Linked DNA regions of Homo sapiens: region 1 is linked to region 2. A link is a loop called in an ENCODE intact Hi-C map of the cell type or tissue named here. Cell type or tissue: Caco-2. All regions are shown on one strand. Links, peaks and the distances in the headings refer to the core of each region. The heading gives the core; the rest is flanking DNA. Region 1 holds the start of PROX1-AS1 (PROX1 antisense RNA 1). Region 2 has its middle 360 kb from the start of LINC00538.

The links. A loop is a pair of places that touch in the nucleus more often than their neighbours do. Peaks named below come from ENCODE experiments on the same cell type or tissue, not always from the same donor. Only the 100,000 strongest peaks of a DNase experiment are listed, where the experiment ranks them.
Region 1: a loop joins it to region 2, with 7 times the contacts of the local background. A loop is called at or near these places in 13 of 110 quality-filtered maps.

The regions. Positions count from the first base shown.
Region 1 is chr1:213,979,921-213,986,360 of GRCh38, forward strand. PROX1-AS1 (PROX1 antisense RNA 1) reads right to left here and starts at 6,233. Exons shown (of 6, transcript NR_037850.2): 1 at 6,149-6,233. It also overlaps a transcript of PROX1 not described here. RefSeq lists enhancers at 3,533-4,219, 4,220-4,905. In Caco-2, for the core only: no CTCF peak of the experiment used is centred there; a DNase peak (open chromatin) is centred at 3,181; H3K4me3 peaks cover 1,261 bases.
Region 2 is chr1:213,565,694-213,572,133 of GRCh38, forward strand. It overlaps a transcript of RPS6KC1 not described here. Among named protein-coding and RNA genes, the nearest start is that of LINC00538, 360 kb to the right of the region's middle. In Caco-2, for the core only: no CTCF peak of the experiment used is centred there; no DNase peak of the experiment used is centred there.

The DNA.
Region 1 (6,440 bases), core at 1,789-4,288, 410 kb after region 2:
GCCCGCACCCCCAGTAGGCTGAGAGGGCGCCGGGGACCCGCACTGAGAGTCAAGGCAGCCCCGCTTCCCTACCCATAGCGCCCCCCGGGAGATAGTCCGGGACGCAGGGCCCCCGAGGCTGCGGGTCCAAGTCTTTCAGCCAACCCGGGATTAGCGAGCCAGCCGCTTCAAAAGTCTAGGCGAGAGGAAGCCGAGACGCGTCGGCCTTCGCCGGGCTGGAGCCCCTGCCAGATTTAGCCTCCCGCCTGGCCTTTTCTCCGGCCTGCCCCTCCGCCCTTCAAACGACGCTTCCACACGCCCCCTCCCCGCCTGTTTCCCGGGCCTCCTCCGGGGAAACTGGCGCTCTTCGCCCACCCAACTCCCCTCCACCCACCTCCCCCGCGCCCCCAGTTCGAAGTTCCCCCGACAGAGCCCACCCACACTCGCTCCCCCAACTCCACTCCCTTGCCCCTCCCACACACACACAGCTACACACTACCCCTGTCCCGCCCATTCACACTCTGCAGACACACTTCCCCCAGCCCTCCCCATCCCGTTCTCCCCCAACTCACCCACCAACACCCTTTGCCTCTCGGCCTTTGCCCCCTGTCCACCTACAAGTGTAGGGAATAGAGCTCTTTCCACTAGGAGGGTGCTTGGGGAGGAGAAGCCAGAAGTTGCCATCCATTTTTGTACAGTTTGACCCCAAATATGTTTCTCTCTAGTTTTTGGGGGGCGCCCTTTGTTTTTGTCCCCTAAAGTTACGGACTTTTTCCACCTAGGAAACAGGGACAGAGAAAGTAGCCAGAGAGCAGGAACCTTCCACGCTTGCCCAAAGACCACGGACACCAGGAGGACAGGCATCTAGGGGTGATGCTTCCTCTTTCCCTCATTCAGAGAGTGCAGTGCCTTCACCCCGACCCCTGGGGTCCATTCACTAGGGGCTGGGCCCACCGACACCCCACGCTGGCAATCCCTTCTTTACTCCCCCCGCCCCCGGGAATCTACGATTACTTTATCTCAAGCCTTTTGAGGGTACCAGCAAAACACCTTTCTCGGGATGTTTAATAAGCTGCTCACAGGCCTCTGCAGTTGAAAAACTGTCAGCCCTCTTGAGCTGTTGTCTGCTGCTTCAGCCCGTTCCATTTCCTTGGCTTTCTTCCCCCCACTTCTGCAGTCACAGCCGAGCATGGCACCTTCCTGCCCAGCTTCCTTTCCCTTCTCACAGCTGTCCTTGGCTGTCTGTCCCCTAATCACCTTGGGGTATGCTTCTATTCATTGGTTTGAACATAACTTTATGAAAGTTTATATTTTAATTTACATGGATTTGGGGGAGGTTATTGAGTCAAACATGTAAAAACATATAACATATGATCTACATTTGCTTTTGTTTTACCTAGGAATGTTGTCTTTTTTTTTTTTCTCTCCTTCTTGTTGTTCCCTTTTGAAGAGAACTCTTTGTCCTGTGGTTTCATTGGTCTGACCAGCGGTTTCTTTAGGAGATGCTTGCCATCTATAAAACAGGGAGGGTGAACGGGCCAAAAAAAGGTGGGGGTGGGGTGGAGGAGGAAGTAGACTTCAGATTGGTAAATTCCCCCCTTTGCCAGTAGGCCTGATGGACAGTTCTAGGTCCAAAAGCACAGGGCCTAGCTTCCAAATGTGCCAATTCTGATTTATTTTATGGCCTAAAAGACGGGGGAGGGGAAAGCATGTAAAGGTGACAACTATGCATGAGCTAAAATGTGCATACACATACATATCCCATGACAGTCCAGCTGGCTTCACCAAAACGTTGGGGATAGGGACAGGTCCTTATAAGAATACATGTCAGCTCGAGTGTACACAGCACTCATTTGTGGGCAACATACCTTCCAAGTATTGAGCACTAGTCATGTGCTGAACAAGTTTAGTCGTGTAGAAGTCTCTCAATAAATCTATGATTTGGATATTATCCCCACTTCACAGATAAAAAGAACTGAGTCTCAAACAGATTAAGTAACACACTGAAGGTCACAGAGTCAGTAACAAACCAGCTGAGCAGTAATTAAAGACACAGGGTGACCCCCAGATTCCCAGGTCCTTCTTCTGATTACCTCACTGGGGTGGGCCCAGAAATCTTTATTTAAAACAACAACAACAACAACAACAACAACAACAAAACACCCCTTCGGTGATTCCGATGATTCGTCAGGTCTTCGGAAGCACCACTCCACATCAAACCATCCCGCTATTCCTGTCACCAGCCTTGCCTCCAAGCAGCCTACTCCACGTTGGACAAAACATTTAAAACATATTTAAATAGCAATTTCGAAAAACTATACAGCATATGGATTTTCCTTTTGATCTCAAAATGATGACAAACAGACACTTAGATACTTCATAAAAGAAATATTACCAGAAAAAATATAGAAATCTGGCTTTCAACTTCATCTTGCTCTAATTTAAACAAAATGCAACTTTCCAGTTACTCTCTCCAAATGCATCCAAACTGGGAGCGTCCTTCTCTTTTCGCTGCGTCAGGCAGGCACCTACTTATTTCTAGCCCACTCCTCACCCTGAATAAAAGCTTCTGGTAAGATGGACAATATGGAAAACTTCAGTCCTATCACCAAAGCCCCTGAAAATGGAGCACCCCCGAATTCACATCCTTGACGTGAAAGACCAAAGAGAGGGAAGCTGGGAGTAACGGCCAAACATCCTTAGAGTAATTGACAAAAGAAAGGGGGTGGGCAGAAAGGGAGATTTCCATCCCTTCAAACGTGCACGCCCCTCCCGCGGTCCCGGGAGGGAGTCCCCCCTCCCAGGTCGAGCGCGTCCACCGGCTGTCCCCACAGCAACAGGCGGGCGGCGGGGGAGGAGAGGCCGCGGGGGCAGCGCAGGCCTGGCGGCGGCCGAAATCCCCCGGCCACCACGACGTTCCCCGGCTCTGCGGCGCGCCGGGAGCAGGTGGTTGCCCTCTGCGTCCAGGGCGTGTACTGAGCCCAGGCTAGCTGAGCGAGGCTGCAGCCCCTGCGATGGCCCGGGAAGAGGCAAGTGCCGCGGGGCCAGAGCGAGGAGGGACCAGCAGGGCGGCCTGGACCCCCACTTGGCCGCGCAGGCAGGAGGGGCGCGCCCTCTGCGGAGCGCGGCGCCGCGGCAGCCGCAGCATCTGGCGCTCGCTCTCTCTGGCCGGAGAGGCCGCGACACCTAGCGCGGGGCCGAGGCTAGGAAGGGCGGGCCGGGGAGGGAGGAGGGCACTGGGAGGAAGCCGCGGGCGAGGAAGCCCCGCTCCTGCCGAGTGCCTGGAGAGGAGATTCCCAGCCTTCCTGCCCAACCCGAAACTTTTCCAACACACGCAGGCGTATTCCTCGCAGGATTCGGCGGTCCCGAGTCGCAGTCAGGGAGGAGGCTCGGGAAGCACACGTGCCCTGGCACACTGGAGGAGGTACACAGGCACACCAGGAGGGACAGGGCCTCTTGGGAGGCGGCTGAGGGCGTGAAGGCAGCAGGCGGCCACACATCCGAAAGGGACTCCCTGCGAGCGGGATCGAGCGCTTAAAACCCTGCCACAGCTTGGAAGTGTAGCGGTGCCCAGAGGCTTTGCGTAACTTTGCCCACTGCGCCCCCGCGTGCAAAGGTGTCCCCTTCACACTCACACCCTCACCCCATCTCACTCCCCTTGAGTTGCGGCCCGAGACTGCCTTTGTACTTAAGCGACAGCAAAAGATATGTGGATTTGAACCAAAGATGGTGGGCAAGAGTGTTGTAAATTGTGTAAATTCCACTCGCGGGAACCCCCAGATACGTAGGGAGAGCACCCCTTTCTCGCCGAAGGCATCCCCTCCGTTTCTCTCAGCCTTTGGGTTTCCAGCTTCTTCGCTACTATGGACTGAAGAAGACAAAGCACAGCCAAATCAATGTTTTGGGTGTTTTTGTTTTTGTTTGGTTTTTTTAAATCACGGCCTCTCCAAATGCTAACCCTCAAAACGATGGGTGGGGTTGGAGAAAGGCAAGTTATGTCAGGGAGCACCCCTCGGAAGGCGCGCGCGCGGCCTGGCCGGTTCCTCGCCGGGCTCTGGGCAGCCGGGCGGAGTGGCTAGATTATGTAAGTAGCAGCCCTCCATGTGCTCACCACCATCTGTTAATATCTTGGTATTGGAAAGTTCGGTGCCTGAGGCAAAGCCAGGGTTGGCGGCGAAGAGCTCCCAGCCTACACTTCACTACTCCAGGGCAGGGAATGTACTTCCCTTTGATTGTTTTCGCCCACTTCCATAAAATCAAGTAGTAGTGTGTCCCTTCAATCACTGACAACCTCCTCATCCCCGCGGGTGTGTCTTTGTGGGCGAAGAGTGATTTTCTTCGAGGTCAACTTATTGTAATTAGCCCTTTCGATGAAATTATATTTTCATGACAATTCTGCGCTCCTTAAAGCAATGTGGCAGACTCTTATTTGGGAGTGGGTTCTTTATCATTTTAAAAATTACTTTCTTTCTGCCAGCACCCCTGGATCCAAATTCTTGTAAGGGTTATATTTCAACTTCTTTGGAGTGATTGGCTTCTGTTTACTTTGAAAGCTGTTGGTTAAACAAACATCACTCAGGAGGCTTCTAAGCAGTGGGGTTCCCAGGAGAGAAAACGCTGCAGCTGCTACTTGCTACTGATCTTGTGGCATTTCACTTCCCCCCCATTCAGAACAAATCCAGGTTGGGCTTGGCGTCACACTGAGCACAGGAGATGAGAGTGAGAGGCCGTCAGTCAGTTTTGCCTCTAGAAAGCTTGCAGCAGGCAGGCCTGCACCCTGGGGTTGGTTTTCCTCTCTTCCCTTCTTCAGGGTGCTGATAGTGATGGTGGTAGTGGTGGCGGTGGTGGTGGTGGTAGCGGTGGGTGGCTGACCTGGAAGTCCTTAGGCACCCTTTTCCAAAATCCACGTCCACTTTTGCCTCTCAACTGAATCTGGTTGTAATTCTCAGAATTGGTTTGTTTAGGATCTGATAACAGTTGTTTGTAAGGTTTTAAATTACTTATACACACTGTCTTCCCTCCTGCCCCCACCTAACAGCTTTAAGAAAGAACAGGAGGCGTGAGCATACACCGAGCAAATGTCAAGGCGAAGTGTATTTAACCCAGAACCAGATGCATGGGTGATAACTGCGAGTTTGTCTAAGAACACACAGATCACCCTTCAGATAAATAAGTAAATGCAACCTGCACGGATAGAGTGTGTTACAAGACCGGTCAGAACTTGCGTTAACTTCTAAGTTACTGGGGTTGTGTTGGAAGTGGGGCGGAGGGAGGAGTTGTCTTAACCCTAGGCTTGGCGGCTGGTTTCAGAGATGGAGCCAATATCTAGGCGACTCCTTGTCTCCAGGCTTCTCCCCTATCAGAAAACAAAGCGGGAGTCGCCCGAGATAGGGGGCTCGGGCCTCAAGTCTTGTCCAGGGCAGCCCGAGACCCAGGAGAATGCCGCAGCTCTAGCAAGAGAGGTTGCCAGGAGCCTGGCCTGTACGCCTCCCCGACAGTAGAGGACAGGACACGGGACAGGGCTGCGCCGAGGCAGCTCACGGAGCTGGGCTGCGAACCGATCTCGCTCGCCTAGCGTGGCGCGCGCTCCTATTTCAAGTCGCCGCTCCTGCGCCCTAATGCGGGCTGCGAACCGCCGCGGCAGAGCGTCGCGAGCCGGGAGCCTCTGCCGCCGAGGCTGGGGGTGGGAGAGCTTCCTTGTTCGGCAAGCGGGTTACCCCGACTTCGACTCAGGCCTGCTTTTGCCCACGGCGTGACACAGGACTTACTGGGGTTCTCAGGGAACTTTTCCCGCCGCCAGTTCCCGGGCGTGGTGTGTGCAAAACGTGCATTCAAGCGCTATGTGCAATTGACACAAACTTGTGGGCTAAAGTGCAAGCCATTTTTTTCGCGTTTGAATCTTTTTCTCTGTCCCTGACTCCTTTCTTCCCCCTACTCCCCCCTCCTCCTTCTCTGCTCTCCGCCCTTTTAAATGTCAAACTGAGCAGATGGTTTTAAGGTGTGGAAAGGTATATAGCCCTTACTCCTACCAGTTTATTTGTGGGCTGGCGCTAACTTATATGTACAAACCAAGATTCTTAAAGAAAACTAGTAGGACGAAAAATAAGAAAGAAAGTAGCTTTGATCCATTCTCAGATCCCAAGTTTCCCCGCTCAATACACCCGCTTACCTCGAAGGGACCCAACCAATAGAAGCATTATTCCGTCCTGTATCTAATGGGCATGTTGATTATTTCTGCTCCCAGCCTCAACTGTCACATCCCGGTTAGAACACCTGATACAACAGTCAATAGTTGGAGGTGTGAGTGGTGCGTGTGCGCTCCTCTGTGTTGCTTCCGTGATAGACGCGTGGGGGGAGTGTGTGGGGGCGGCAAAAGGGGAAAGAAGAAGGCTGGGGATGCTCCCGCAATCTCTTTTCTTATCGCCGACACCTAACCTGACCGACCTAATTTTTTTTCTCCT
Region 2 (6,440 bases), core at 2,091-4,590:
CAATGTACACTTATTATTTGTATATTTCATTGCATGCAAATTTGATATAAAAAAATCCATAAACAAATATCGAACTTCATTAATGAAATCCTTGCTGACAGATTTAAGAAAACCTGTAGGCTGGGCATGGTGGCTCATGCCTGTAATCCCAGCTATTCAGGAGGCTGAGGCAGGAGAATCATTTGAACCTGGGAAGCAGAGGTTGTGGTGAGCCGAGATCATGCCATTGCACTCCAGCCTGGGCAACAAGAGTGAAACTCCATCTCAAAAAAAAAAAAAAAAAAGTGAAAAAGTGTAGAAATGTCTGTAATTTGCTGTGAAATGCACACACACAAACACCCCAAATAAAAGAGCAACAACAAAAAGCAAATGAGAGATTGTTGGATGAATGCAGAGATGGATAGATGGATAGATATGTGATAAAGCAAATACAATGAAATGGAGTAAAATATTATTGGTAGTACCTACATAGTGTTTATACAAGTGTTCACTATGAAATTCTGTCAACTCTGCTCTGTGTTTGAAAATGTTAAAATAAAATTTAGGGGAAAATGGACTGTTGTCAGTCTAATAATTATTCCTATTTAAAAAGTAACCTGTACTTTCTTCATGGTTTTATTGAACATCTTTTCTTTGCTTTTTGTGTTCTGAACTTTCACTGACATGTATTTAGGTTGACTTTTATTGCTCTCAGGTCTCATAAAGTTACTTCTTTTTCAATTCTTGGAACTTCTCAGCCTTTAGTTTTTTTTTTTTTTTTTTTTTTTTTTTTTTTTTTTTTTTTTTTTTTTTTTTTTTGGATATTGCCTTTCCTCTCTTCTGGATTTCCTATTAATGCTGGGTGAAATTTCTCAACCTATCATTCTCATATTTTGCTCCCTTTTTTCACATTTCTTTGCCTCTCTGTTCTGCAATTTGGGTGCTCTCAATTTGTGTTACAATTCGGGTACCTTCAGATCTTTCATTCCTCAGATTTTTCAGTTTACTGACTCTCTCTTCAGCTATGTCTAGCCTGCTATAACTATGCTATAACTATGACTATGTTTTTTTTTGTTTCTAGAAATTCTCTTTAATTCCTTTCTCAATATAATTGTCATTTTGTTGTATTGTCTTTTTGATTCTTTTAAATGTTTCATCATTTTAAACATTTATTTTTAGCTTAATTCTGATAGTTTATTTTAAGTGGATGTTATCAGGAGTTAAAATTCTGCTATTTGCTGTGTCTGCTGACTCTTTTGCTCATTGTGGATTGCTTCCTTATGTGCTCTTTTATAAATTTGGATTGTAATGTATGGTTGGTGGACATTTATCTGAAGGACTCCTCTAGCTTGAGAAACATTATTTCCCTTCAGAGAAATTTTTTCATTTGTTTTTATCAGGCACATCAAGGTCATGGGTCTTAGTCACTTTTTATATTAATTTCTAGAATATGCATCTACAGTAAAGTTGAACTCAAGCCCATATGAAGTCACACCTGTGATCATGTGTTATCAGAGGAGACTATTTTTTTCCCCTCATCCAGAGCCTAGTATGAGACGGCTAAGCTTTTTGATCATCTTTCTGAGTTTGAGTGTGGATTGTGTATATTTCATCCTACATCTAAGGAGGTGCTTCAAGGCTTCTGGCTTTATACTGGGGGGAAATGGGATGTGCATTTCACTTCTTTGTATCATGTAGGCTCAAGACCTAACTCCCGACTCCATGTGGACACTTACACTTAAGTCCTTACGTGACATAATCTGGCAGCTCTCCCACAGGCAGCTGCAGTATCAGCTCTGGGGTTCCACTCTAGTTTTCAGTTCTCCCTTTGTTTGGGGTTTCTGGAAATTTCTCTCACTTTCCAATTATTGCTTTTAAAAGAATGTTCATTATAACTTATTCAGCATTTTCTAGGTGTTTAATATTTGGAGAGTCTTGAAGTAATCTGATCCCATACAATACCAGAAATGAAAGTTGTGTTAGGCATTTCACTTGGATTATTGTATTAATTCTTCACAACCCTAAAATATATGAATTATTATTGCAGGAAATACACGTGTAGAGGGATTAGCAGCTTCTCCAGGTCTTACCAGCTAGTAATTGTAATGGAGTTGAGATTCTCCCAACATTTGAATGATTCCAATGTATAGGCTTTTGTTCCCTTGTCTTGCAAGGCTAGAGAAACCCATCCCTGGCCTGGGAAAGTTACTCTGCCTGGGTCAGTAATGTCAGTAACCTTGTCCTGTAATAACTTTATTTCTGGGTATGTCTTTGAGGAGCCTTTTGGATTTTTCCAGTTGCCTGTCAGGTCCAGCTTGCAGACTGGCTGGAAGAACAGCATTTGATGTCCCATATGGGACCACTCCCAAGTGACACTTTGATATCTGACAAGAACACTCAGCAGGAACATGAGACTCCTGTATCTCATGCTGAGTTTTGACTAAGTTTTACTTAAGTCACTTGCTGTTAATAATAAATCTGAAAAATGATGAGCCTTCTATTTGACTGTAAAGATAGAGCAACCAGCTGCCCTGGTTTGCCTAGGATAAGGTATTTCCTGGGACATGGGACTTTCAGTGCTAGAACTGGGAAAATTCTGGGCAAACTAGGATGTTATTTGCTCTACAGATCGCTCTGGGATGTCATTAACCAGATTAGTGCCAGTCTTTTCCATGGGAGGCTGGACTATCCTCTGGTTTCCAGATTTCCCCAGAGATGAAAGGAAGGGGGCTTAATGGTGAGAAGAGGAGTACCGAGGACAGAAGATTCAATTCAAGGACATATGGAATAAAGTAAAACTTTATCAGATATTTCCCAGCTGCTCCTAATTATACTCCAATAGAAGATGGAGCAGCTTAGCGGGGACAAAGAGTCAGACCAACAGGTAAGGGAACTACCATTTATAGAGAATGTTCTCCAGGGCTAGGTATTTGGTTAGATTCTTAGTCTGGCTCATACCATTTAACTGTAACTCTCTGCAGTAAACAATATCATGCCCATTTTAAAGAGGAGGACGCAAAAGCCCTGCAAGATTGTCACTTGCTCAGTGTTACATGTTAGCAAATAATGATGCCTGCATTCAAACCCAGATGGGCCTCACTCCAAAGCTGGGGCTTTTTCTCCTTGACTGTGGTAAGGGAACAGGGACTAGTGCTCTATATTCAAGTGCTGATTTAGGGAATTGTGAGTCAAGGAGAAAAGATGAGAGAGAGGCAGACTCTGCAAATTGTCACGGGCCTTGCCAACAACCATGAGCGGGAAGTAGCAGCCATGGCCACTGTTGCAGCAGCACCATCAGGCCTGAGAGATCCAGGGAAGTGGGAAGGAGAGCACAGAGTGCCCTCGACCAGCACCTAACTCCCTTCCCCCCTCCCCAGTGTACTTCCCACTGTAGCATTTGGGTGGAGTGGTCAGGGACCCTGGGCTTGGGGATAAAGTTTTCACTTCCCTTTGGCTGTGCTTTTCCTAGGTACTCAGGCAGGCAGTGCCAGCCATTTGATGCCCGGGTCTTTGCTCCTTGCTGTTGGGTGCCTTGCTGACTTGTCTGAGGTTGTGAGCTAAAACCTAGTGGGTCTTAGCTCTCCCTTAGGTCTGTCATGTTTCCGCTTGCTCATTTTCAGAAAAACAGCCTTCCTATTGCCTGTCTGTTGCATTGTAAATGTTGTTTCAATATTAAGCATTATTAGGGCATCCTTGCCTAACAAACACATCCTAAGGATCCAGTGATCAAGGCTGCTTTTAAAGGCCTCTCCTAATATTTACTTACCCAGCTTCCTTCTATACTCTTAGCTGTGTTTTTCTGAAACAGCTGCATCCAGAACAGAAGGCTCTTTTGTGTAAACTCATAAGTCACCTGTACTCATTTTGTGTATCCAGGGCTGTTATGCTCGGCAGCAAGCTATTTTTTTTTTCAATAGGAGTTGGTATTTGATATAATAGATTATTACATGTTCAGCATATAAATTACTAGGTCTTAGGAACAAGAAATGAGTAATTTTACCCTGAGGTAATATAACAGCTACTGTGGAGTCACTAAAATCAAGTAAATAGATCATTTGTGGTCAGGGCAGAAGCATGGAATTACTACCTGAATAGCATTCAGCCATCATTCCCTCACTTAATCATTCAACAAACAGGTATTGAGAAACTCGAGGTGAGTTTGAGACATTTTCTAAGTGTTGGGCAGGGCTACAAAGAAATCTAAGGCCTGCTGCCTCAAGGAGATCAAAGACTTCACCCAAATCCTTTCCATAGGAAGTTAATTGAAGTCATTGTGCTCTTTGATCGATAAATGTAAGAGCAAGGGAAGTGGCTCTCTTAGAAAGCAATTGGACTTGGAGCTAGGAATGCAAGGGGTAACCTGTACAGTTTTGCTTAGGAGGGCATGGAGTAAGGAAGAGAAGGTAACACTGTTCAAACGCTGGAGACTTTACCCAAGAAGGCTAGTTATGACGCAGACCTGGGAAGCCTGGGTGTGTAGGAAACTCAGCTCTGTCACTTATTATTTGAATGATTTGGGGCAAGTTACTAAACCTCATTGAGTTCTAGTTTTCTCATTTACCAAAAGGGATACTCATAGTATTTATCTCAGGGTTATTGTAAAGATTAAGTGAGATTGTGTATGTGAAATGCCTGGCACACAGTAATCGCTCAAAAAAGGAAAGAGTTGGGTGTCACTGACCAAAGGGAGCATTCCACCCTGATAAGAAGACCAAAGCTCTGAGGGTCTAATTCTGCCCTTGTTACGGACCCACGTCCCAACTGAAAAAGAGACCCATTTCCTCATGGTTCCTGAAGAAGCATCCCCTTTTGCAGGAGAGTTGTAGCAATCATGGCATTCTGTGTCCAGGATAGAAGAACATGTGCTACCAGTTTTTTTAATGCCCCCTACGAAACACTTCATTCTTTGCCAGTGAAGAACTTTTCATTTCCTCTATAATTGAAACAGGACCTCTGGGTCATTGGGTGAGTCTCATCTGGCTTGTGAGTCACCCAGGGCAGTTGTCCACTTTTTATCAAATGAGTCAGGAATGTATTGACCCAGGTCAAATGGTGTGGAGGGTGAGAAATTATCTAATGAATCTGAGCAACCCAGCCCTACCCTTGTACCACTTGAGGGGCACAACACCCTTCCACATTGATCCCATCTACTCTTCCTTGTCACCGTGAAACCAGCCTAACCAGAAGGGGCAGACCAAATTGGACTTCTTTTATTCCAGCACTAATGAGGAAAAGATGCTATGAAATATCTCTTTATGTCAGAAACCAAAGTTAAAATAATGTCATACTCTGATAATTAATACTATCAGGCTTGACAGCAGAATACGTTAAATAAATTAGTCTTTAAATGCGTATGTGTCTTCCAATTATAGGTTTTTGGTTTAATAATTGCTTTACCGAATAGACGAATGGCCTCAATATTCTACTTGCTTTTGCCTGTACAGATGTGGCCTTTGTAGACAAATATTAAATAGAAATACCTTTTTCTTCCCTGTCTCTATCTGTAAAATGGAGGGTTTTTTGGGAAAGATATTTTAAAGGAACTTGCGAGACTTATTTGACTCAACTGATTTTTATTGAGCATCTTCTCAGCATGGAGATCAGAGCCAGCCACTGAAGGGGACACAGAAACAGCTTTGCCAGTCCCTGCCCTTAGGGAACTTACATCTGGGAAGGGAAGGGGCTATGATAGGTCTGGAGGCAATAAGAGGCGGAGAGGGCCTTGAGTTGTCAGCATTTTCAAAACACCTTGTAGATGGCTGGGTCTTGGGAAGCAGAGAGGAGATAGGGCAGAGTTTTCTGGGTCAAGCACATGGCATGGATGGGGAAGGATAGAAGGAAAGAAGGGGCCTCAGAGATGGCCATTCCCCAGGCTCTATGAGGGACCTCAGTGCATATAGTTCCCTGGATGTTTACAATCTGTGTCCCTTTTGCTCACTTCTCACCAGCTCAGTCTGGCTAATAAGTGACGAAGTCAAATTTGTAAGGTTTGTCTGCCGGACTCCAAAGCTGATGCATCTGGGCGTCACACCACAGTTCCTAGACATAGGGCAGAGCAGAATCACTGGAGGCACTTTTGAGATGGAGAATCCAAAATGTCACTTTAGGTCCTAACTAGAACCTCAGGGTTGAAGCCAGGGGCAGTGCTCCCCAAACCTTATGTGCACCCAAGCTGTGAGGATCTTGCTAAAATGCCACTTTGGATTCAGTAGGTCCGGAGGAGGGCCTGAGATTCTGTATTTCTTACAAGCTCCAGAGAATGCTGATGCTGCTGGGCCTTGAACCACTCTTAGATTCACACGGCCTTGGGATTTCTGAATTTCCCCAGAGGTTGAGCATCGCTGCACCGATTTCTGTGACGTTCTGTTTAGGCTTCCCTAGATATGGATAACACTGTCTCGAGGGGATGCAGAGAGGCAAGACAAAATCAGGATGGAGCTAGGCTGTGGAGTCCAAGCCAG